2 separate regions of the Homo sapiens genome follow, and region 1 is linked to region 2. Evidence: chromatin loops called from intact Hi-C (ENCODE). Cell type or tissue: CD4-positive, alpha-beta T cell. All regions are shown on one strand.

Region 1 (5,000 bases), 130 kb after region 2:
GTATCCTCTTCATACATAGTAAAATAACTGATGTGCTTCTTTTCATCACTTCCATCTTTATTTTTATTAGGTACTTTGATTTGTGGTTTTTCTTTTCCCTTTTCATTGTTTTTGGTGGTGTAACAAAATTCCTATATAATTCTTGTGGGGTTTTTTTGTTTTTGTTTTGTTTAAGTTTTGGTTTTTTGGGAGACAGGGTCTCACTCTGTCATTCAGGCTGGAGTGCGGTGGCACAATCATGGCTCACCGCAGCCTCAACCTCCTGGGCTCAAGCGATCCTCCCACCTCAGCCTCCCGAGTAGCTGGGACTGTAGGCATGTACTACCACGCCTGGCTAATTTTTGTATTTTTTGTAGAGACTGGGTTTTTCCATGTTGCCCAGGCTGGTCTCAAAATCCTGGGCTCAAGCAATCTGCTCGCCTTGGCCACCCAAAGTACTGGGATTACAGGCATGAGCCACCACATCCAGCCTTTTCACCTTGTTAATTGGAAAGTTTTACCATATTTTCCCATTTCTGATAGCTATCTTCTCTTCTCTGACATTTATAATCAAATATATTTCTTGACTATTTCATCAAAAAAGATGCCACCTGTCCCCACCCAGGTGCTCTACTTACCACTGGTCTCCCTCCCTAAGAATATGAAACCCTTAGAATGTTATGCCCATTGTCCATATCTGTTCCCCTGCCCCCAAAAAAGATGAGACCCAAGAGTTGGTTTACTTCCCTTCTTTCTCTTTCCTCTATCCCTAGGTTTTGCTGAGATAATCTGGTACGTGTAATTTTAACTTTGTAGTAAATTTTCTCTTGCAGAAAATATTTTCTATTTCAAAAATTCGAATTCTGCCTATATAATCCCACTCTATCATTATCTATTTAAATTTTAGTACATATTGCAAGGCTCATTTCTCATCATTGTTTTCATCTCTTTTCTTCTTCTCTCTTGAAATCTCTGTTTTGATTTTTTTCTTATTTGGCTGGCGTTCTTTCTCAAATATTTTCTTCAGATGAGATACATGGGTGGTTTATTATCTAATAACTTTCATTCCCCTGTCAGGTGGTATCTTTGAAGCAGTAATGATGTTTAAATACTAAACCAGAGACTGGCCAGTCAATAAGAAAGGTGTGCCAGGCATTAACTCCTTAGTTGCTGAATCCTGTAGAACAGGGTAGGAGTAGAAAGGGCTGGTGGGGAGATGATCAGGGACAAAGCTATTTCATAGACAGTGTGAAAATATTTTAATTTTTTTTTTTTTGAGATGGAATCTCGCTCTGTCACCCAGGTTGGAGTGTAGTGGCGTGATCTTGGCTCACTGCAACCTCTGCCTCCTGAGTTCAAGCAATTCTTCTGCCTCAGCCTCCCAAGTAGCTGTGACTACAGGTGCATGCCACCACACCTGGCTAATTTATTTATTTTTAGTAGAGACAGGGTTTCGCCATGTTGGCCAGGCTGGTCTGGAACTCCTGGCCTCAGGTGATCCGCCTGCCTCGGCCTCCCAAAGTGCTGGGATTACAGGCGTGAGCCATCACAAATGGTCAATATTTTAATATTTTAACAATAGGTGTGGCAAAACCACTGAGTTCTAGCTATGTAGTAGTCCTGGGTATCAGTTCTCTTTTTTTCCCAGGAAACTGGATGTTATTTTATTATTTTCTAGTTTCTAGTGCAACAGATGAAAATCCAATGACAATCTAATTTCTTTTTATTTGTAAATAATGTTTATATTTGATGTCTTGTAAGTCATTTATTTAACCAGTATATGTCTAGGTACACATCTTTTTTATCATAAATTCTATGTAATACTTATTGAACTCTTGAAATTTGCAGCCTCAAGTGTTTCTTTAGGTCAGGGAAATTTTCCTCTGTTGTTTAATTGTTGTCTTTTTCCCATCTATCCCTTTACCCACTCTTTTTTGTACTCCTATTTTTATTAATAGACTTTATTTTTAGAGCGGTTTTATGTGCACTGCAAAACTGAGTTGTAAGGTACAAAAATTTCCCATAGACCTCCTGCCCCAACAGGTGCACAACCTCCCCCATCGTGCACCCCTACAGAGTGGGGCATTTGTTGTAATCAATGAGACTACATGGTCACATCATTATCACCCAAAGTCCATATTCTAGGACACACTCTTGGTGTACTTTCTTTGGGTTTAGACAAGTGTATAGTGACATGTATCTACCATTATAGTATCATACAGGGTAGTTTTCCCATCCTAAAAATGCTATATGTTCCCCTATTTATCCATCTTTCCCACTACTATTTTTCACATGTAAGATCTTTTGGATTTGTCATTCCAATCTTTTATTTTTATTATTTTATTTTCTTCTACTTTTTTGAGACAGAGTCTTGTTCTGTTGCACAGGCTGGAGTGTAGTGGTACAATCTCAGCTCACTGCAACCTCCGCCTCCTGGGTTCAAGCAATTCTCATAACAGCCTTCCAAGAAGCTGGGATGACAGCTGTGAGCCACCACGCTCAACTAATTTGTGTATTTTTAGTAGAGACGGGGTTTTGCCATGTGGCCAGGCTGGTCTCAAACTTCCGGCCTCAGGCAATCCATCTGTTTTTGTTTTCTGTACCACATTTCCTTCTCTATATTTTTTGCCCTGGGCTTTGAGATACTGCTTCAACTTGAGCTTTTGGGGAACTAATTAGTGTTTCAACAGTGAGTATCTTTTCCCTTCAATTTATCTACTAAATTTTGAATATAAGAGTTCTTCTTTTTAGTTCTAGAAAGTCCTTTGCTGTAATTTTTTGTTCAAGTTCTATTTCCTAGAAGTTGCCTGTTCTGTGTATTCTGCTTGTTGTTTCTATCTGGCTGTTAGTCTTCCTGAGTGCAGCGTTATATAATTTTGCCTTCACATGGCTTTATGCACCCTTGGGACTCAGATCTACTTCCTTAGTGTGCTTTCAGCAGCAGCCATTCAGTGAGCAATAAGAAGACACATACACGGCTGGGTGCGCTGGCTCATGCCTGCAATCGCAGCGCTTTAAGAGGCCAAGGCAGGTGGATCACTTGAGGTCAGGAGTTCGAGACCAGCCTGGCCAACATGGTGAAACCCCCGTCTTAATATAGAAAAATTAGCCAGGTGTGGTGATGTGTGCCTGTAATCCCAGCTACTCAGAAGGCTGAGGCAGGAGAATCTCTTCAGCCCAGGAGGCGGAGACTGCAGTGAGCCGAGATTGCACCACTGCACTCCAGCCTGGGCAACAGAACGAGACTCTGAATTAATTTAAAAAAAGAAAAAAAAAAAGAAGGAAAGAAAGAAAAGAGAGAGAGAGAGAAGAAGACACATACAGCTGGCAAGTTGTCAGTTGCTTGTGAAGAAACCCTTTAACTTCCAGTCTCCTCAGCTATAGAGTGTGCTCTGCCAGCCTCAGGAGTAGGAAGGACCCAGCCTGCTTCTCCAGTTCGCTCCATGGTCCCCACCTAGGGGCCAGGGAAACCAGATGATCCTCGCTCACCGCCCCCCCCCGCCCCCCGCCCCCCACACAACACTTACACAGGCTGTGGCTCCCCTTCCTCTAAGAAAACCCATAATTCACACACTCTAATCTCTGCCCCAGAGCTTTGCTGTAGATCTTCAACATCTGGTAGGATCCAGAGGGGAATAAAGTTCTTTCAAGACTTTCTATGCCCCTGCTGTGGCAGAGCCCCAGGCCTTGTTCATATCCTCCAAAATGTACTTGCCTGCTGCCCTCTCAGATCATCCACTCAGGACAGGTGGTTGGTAGCTGGAGTGGAGCAGAAGGAGGGTATCAGGGCCTTACATTCAGTCTCCTGCACTCCTGTAAAAAATATTTAAATGTTTGTTTTCTTGGTTGCTGTTTAAAATTATATTATTTTTCAACAATGTAATACATGCAGTTTTTTTAAATAGTAAGAGAACCAAAAAGACATAATCAATTCCTAGCCATATACCCATATGGCAGCCAAAAAGATGTGCTGCTCCTAAATCCTTTTAAGAGAGATGCTGCCACGGGGAATGCAACCAACTGACAGCCTTCAGCTGTGGGTGACTCTAGGCTCTGCCTCGGCTTTCTTTTTTTTTGTTCTTTTCTTTTCTTTTTTTGAAACAGGGTTTCACTCTTGTCACCCAGGCTGGAGTCAGTGGCATGATCTTGGCTCACTGCAACATGATCTTGGTCAAGAGAACTGTCACTTTTTGCCAAAAAGGGACTCTTCCATGGGCAATCTTTGTTCTATAGCTTGAACCTCCCAGGTTCAAGGAATTTTCCTGCCTCAGCCTCCTGAGTAGCTGGGACTACAGGCACTGGCCACTACACCCACCACCATGCCCACCACCACAAAAATTGGCTAAATTTTGTGGGTTTTCTTTTTTTGAGACAGAGGCTTGCTCAGTCTCCCAGGCTGGAGTACAGTGGTATGATCTTGGCTCACTGCAATCTCCGCCTCCCAGGTTGAAGCGATTCTCCTGCCTCAGCTTCCTGAGTACCTGGGATTACAGGTGCCCGCCACCAAGCCCGGCTAATTTTTGTATTTTTACTAGAGACAGGGTTTCACCATGTTGGTCAGGCTGGTCTCAAACTCCTGACCTCAGGAGATCCACCCACCTCGGCCTTCCAAAATGCTGGGATTACTGGCGTGAGCCACTGCACCCGGCCCATTTTTTTGTGTTTTTAGCAGAGACAGGGTTTTGCCATGTTGGCCAGGCTGGTTGCGAACTCTTGACCTCAAGCCATCTGTCCACCTTGGCCTCTCAAAGTGCTGGGATTACAGGTGTGAGCCACCGTGCCCGGCCTGCCCGAGCTTTCAAGCTGAGGCTACGAGCTTCCTGGGCAGTCCCCAGCCAAAAACTGGTCAAGAGAACTGTCACTTTTTGCCAAAAAGGGACTCTTCCATGGGCAATCTTTGTTCTAGAGCTTCTCATTGGGCTGGCTAAGACTTTCTTAGAACTGCACTGCAGAAATATCTGAGGCTCTTCCTACTCAATCTCTTTCCTAGCTCCTCTCCTTTCACAAGTGAGACCAGCACC
Region 2 (5,000 bases):
CTGCAAATCGATGGCCACTATTTTATTAATCCTTATTTATTTACTCATTCATTCATTCAATAAATATTTATGAAGTACTTGCTATGTGTTAGTCACCATGCTAAGTGGTGTGAAAAAAGACCAAGGTCAAAATCTTCCATGATTAACCTTAAATCAACTCCGAACACCTCATTACTTTGTTACTCAAAGGGGTACTGATCCAGACCCTAAGAGAGGGTTCTTGGGTCTGAGCAAGAAAGAATTAGAGGCGAATCCACAAAGCAAAATGAAAGCAAGTTTATTAAGAAACCAAGTTTATTAAGGAATCAAAGAATGGCTACTCTCATAGGCAGAGGAGCCCAGAGGGCTGCTGGTTGCCCATTTTTATGGTTATTTCTTGATGATAAGTGAAACAAGGGGTGGATTATTCATGCCTCCTCTTTTTAGACCATATAGGGTAACTTCCTGATGTTGCCATGGCATTTGTAAACTGTCATGGCGCTGGTGGGAGTGTAGCAGTGAGGACGACCAGAGGTCACTCTCATCGCCATCTTGGTTTTGGCGAGTTTTCGCCGGCTTCTTTACTGCAACTGTTTTATCAGCAAGGTCTTTATGACCAGTATCTTGTGCGGACCTCCTGTCTTATCCTGTGACTAAGAATGCCTCAACCTCCTGGGAATGCAGCCCAGCAGATGGCAGCGTTTTTTTTACCCAGCCCCTATTTAAGATGGAGTTGCTCTGGTTCAAACGCCTCTGGTAACTTTGTATCCACCTTAGAAGTTAAATTGTTCAAACAAGAAAAAGTTCCCCCAAAGCACATCGAACTCTTTTTTCCAGGAGTGGAAATAAATACGCCATGAATCTGTTTATTTTCTTTCCTGGTCTTCTTATAACTTAGTATCCATTTTAGAGAGCTCTAAAAAGAGCTAAGGGTCTAATAAAGATGCCACTATTTATATGTTGAATACATTTGCAGTATCTTCCTCTCAAGTGGCAGGTTTTTAAAAAAAAGTAACTGCTGGTAATTAAAAGTTGATGCTCGGTAGAAGGAAACTAAAATACTTGAGGGCAGGAAATAAGCCTTCCTTCTTGATATTTCTAGAGTTTACCTAGCAGGTGCTCAAAAGTTAGACGAATAGATGAAACCACCCACTGCTTATTAAACTTTTTAGATAACATATTTTTACAGATTGCACTATAGCAATACATAGTTAATGGTAACATTTTATGCACTCTTGAGTAAATCCTCAAAGACCTATGAGAATATTTTTAAATTTGCTTTTACTCATGCTTAATTTTAAATAATATTTATTCATATTCTAGAACAAGTTTGAATGAAGTCATACAAGTTATCCAAGACTTATAACCCCATGGAATAAATAAAATTTATTAATGATAAAGGAAGCTTTCAGATAGACCCAATTAAGTCAATTTTATAATTTTATTAAAGCTTGACAGAAGAGTCCATGTAAGTGCAATAAAGTTTAATGGAAACTCAGTCTGGTACTAAAAGAGTAGGCATTATATGCAATGAAAGTATAAATTATAAATAAGAAATAGTCTTATAAGAAGTTTGAATTTCCTCGAAATTAGCCAACATATACTTACAATCAAATTTATACGTTCTGTTAAGAAGACAACTACAGTGATGCTATATATTGTTTGTGCAGTCTGCATTTGAAAAATGCAGTTATTCTTTAATTAGCCATTTCTAAGCCAAAGTTAATGGTTGTTTGAAAATGAGGCTCATTACATGATTCTGCAAATGTGCTCTGTAATAACTAACATTACCACACAGCTGTATAAACATATTTACCATGACATATTCTTTTACCACAGGTGTATGTTTTCCATTCCGAGCATTACTAATATGCATCTGAGACTAGTCTGATTTAGAACTAACATTTAAGGGAAGAAATATTTCTTAAATTATTTAACTATTTATAAAATAATATTTTAACTGGAGAACACTTAATACCTCATAATCCATCTTATTTTTAGAGTTTTTATGCTCCAACTTGTTCTTAAATCAGTTTATAATAGTTACTTCTTTCTTATTTTAGATCTATTAATAATAGAATCCTCACCTAAAAAGTCAATAAAACCAGTCCTGAAATAAATGATCCGATTTGTATTTACCAGCATGCATATTTGCAGCATGAGTAGTTTTTATGTCTTTCTGGTAACAAATACAGTTTTTGAAAGTAAAAATATTCCAAAAATATAATCAAATGACTGGAAATTATTAGTTAAAATATGAGGCCAGGGGCAGTGGCTCACGCCTATAATCCCAGCACTTTGTGAGACCGAGGTGGGCAGATCATGAGGTCAGGAGTTCAAGACCAGCCTGGCCAATATGGTGAAACCCCGTCTCTACTAAAAACACAAAAATTGGCCAGGCATAGTGGTGTGTGCCTGTAGTCCCAGTTACTCAGGAGACTGAGGTAGAAGAATTGCTTGAACCTGCCAGGCAGAGGATGCAGTGAGCCGAGACCGCGCTACTATGCTCCAGCCCAGGTGACACAGCAAGACTTCATCTCAAAAAAAAAAATAAAATAAAAAAATAAAAAAAAAGAGTCTCTGAATAAACTAAAGATAAATTACTGCTTCTAAATTTATATAACATATCATATTAAAAGAGAAGCTATCAGAAATAAACTTTAGTCTCTTTTTAACATCATGAATACTAATTAAGGTACTAAATGATACTGAAAACATCTATAAATATGTTTCTATATAAATAATATCTTTGGTATAGCTCAGAACAAAAGGCTTAGTAATGACTTATGATGTAATAGCGAAGACTGAATGACTACTTAAGCACAGAGGTTTAGGAAGCTCACACAAATATATTTTCTACTAATAAGTAATTCAGACAATCTTGGAGATTACGTTTTAATTTTGGAAATGTAAAATACATTAAAAACCTCACATTGGCAGGTACTGGTTTTAAAAGATGTCTAAACCTTTACATAATGGACATGAGAATATTTTTCAGCTTTTGTCCAATAACTTACTAGCTTCATCCTTCCCAATTAGGGAAATGAATAAGAAGACTATTTTTCTTTTCCATAAAAGGAATTTGAATGGCAGGAGTACACAACCCATATGCTAGGTTTTATTTGATCTAAGTAAGGCTGCCACGCAAACACTGAAGCAGATGAAAATAAAAATAAAATGTATTTAAGCACAAATTTGATGTTTATGCACTCTATTGCCTCCTTCTGAGGAAACACCCAAAGATAAGCCTTCTAATGCACAGAAGTAGTTCTCTTCCCTAACCTCTGAGTAAACACCTCAGAACCTGGGAATGGCTTAGGTATCTGATACATATAGAATTTAGACTAGTAATCTTTGGTGTACTTGGAAGGCAATGTCAAATATCTATGATACCATCTAATTTTACATAGTGTAGATTAAGGTCACACTACATCTAAAGTTCTTAAACAGTGATCACAAAGCCAGCTTAAAAAACATGAGCTCTTTAAAGACAGTCTGCAGAACTTTGTTTTCCCTCTCATCACAAAGGGAAAGAAAAAATAAGCAATTGGTTGCATTAAAACAGATATCCCAAGTTATCCAATATCCTAGTAAATATATTTACATATATAAATTTAGTATTTACTTTTTATAATATGTATTTAGACATACCAAAATACCCATTTCTTTTTTTTTTAATTATACTTTAAGTTTTAGGGTACATGTGCACAATGTGCAGGTTAGTTACATATGTATACATATGCCACGTTGGTGTACTGCACCCATTAACTCGTCATTTAGCATTAGGTATATCTCCTAATGCTATCCCTCCCCCCTCCCCCCACCCCACAACAGTCCCCGGAGTGTGATGTTCCCCTTCCTGTGTCCATGTGTTCTCGTTGTTCAATTCCCACCTATGAGTGAGAACATGTGGTGTTTGGTTTTTTGTCCTTGCGATAGTTTGCTGAGAATGATTTCCAGTTTCATCCATGTCCCTATAAAGGACATGAACTCATCATTTTTTATCGCTGCATAGTATTCCATGGTGTATATGTGCCACATTTTCTTAATCCAGTCTATCATTGTTGGACATTTGGGTTGGTTCCAAGTCTTTGCTATTGTGAATAGTGCCGCAACAAACATACGTGTGCGTGTGTCTTTATAGCAGCATGATTTATAGTCCTTTGGGTATATACCCAGTAATGGGATGGCTGGGTCAAATGGTATTTCTAGTTCTAGATCCCTGAGGAATCGCCACACTGACTTCCACAATGGTTGAACTAGTTTACAGTCCCACCAACAGTGTAAAAGTGTTCCTATTTCTCCACATCCTCTCCAGCACCTGTTGTTTCCTGACTTTTTAATGATCGCCATTCTAACTGGTGTGAGATGGTATCTTATCGTGGTTTTGATTTACATTTCTCTCATGGCCAGTGATGATGAGCATTTTTTCATGTGTTTTTTGGCTGCATAAATGTCTTCTTTTGAGAAGTGTCTGTTCATATCCTTTGCCCACTTTTTTATGGGGTTGTTTTTTTCTTGTAAATTTGTTTGAGTTCATTGTAGATTCTGGATATTAGCCCTTTGTCAGATGAGTAGGTTGCGAAAATTTTCTCCCATTTTGTAGGTTGCCTGTTCACTCTGATGGTAGTTTCTTTTGCTGTGCAGAAGCTGTTTAGTTTAATTAGATCCCATTTGTCAATGTTGGCTTTTGTTGCCATTGCTTTTGGTGTTTTAGACATGAAGTCCTTGCCCATGCCTATGTCCTGAATGGTATTACCTAGGTTTTCTTCTAGGGTTCAGAATCTCTGCGACACATTCAAAGCAGTGTGTAGAGGGAAATTTACAGCACTAAATGCCCACAAGAGAAAGCAGGAAAGATCCAAAATTGACACCCTAACATCACAATTAAAAGAACTAGAAAAGCAAGAGCAAACACATTCAAAAGCTAGCAGAAGGCAAGAAGTAACTAAAATCAGAGCAGAACTGAAGGAAATAGAGACACAAAAAACCCTTCAAAAAATTAATGAATCCAGGAGCTG

Evidence for each region. A loop is a pair of places that touch in the nucleus more often than their neighbours do. Peaks named below come from ENCODE experiments on the same cell type or tissue, not always from the same donor. Only the 100,000 strongest peaks of a DNase experiment are listed, where the experiment ranks them.
Region 1: a loop joins it to region 2, with 2.1 times the contacts of the local background. A loop is called at or near these places in 1 of 110 quality-filtered maps.

Annotation. Positions count from the first base shown.
Region 1 is chr1:222,770,738-222,775,737 of GRCh38, reverse strand. LOC105372984 (a long non-coding RNA gene) reads left to right here and starts at 2,596. Exons shown (of 4, transcript XR_922641.3): 1 at 2,596-2,668. RefSeq lists a silencer at 2,344-2,393 and enhancers at 2,604-2,653, 3,144-3,243. In CD4-positive, alpha-beta T cell, no CTCF peak of the experiment used is centred here; a DNase peak (open chromatin) is centred at 2,937.
Region 2 is chr1:222,902,105-222,907,104 of GRCh38, reverse strand. All of the region lies in intron 1 of DISP1 (dispatched RND transporter family member 1), which reads right to left. Among named protein-coding and RNA genes, the nearest start is that of DISP1, 90 kb to the right of the region's middle. In CD4-positive, alpha-beta T cell, no CTCF peak of the experiment used is centred here; no DNase peak of the experiment used is centred here.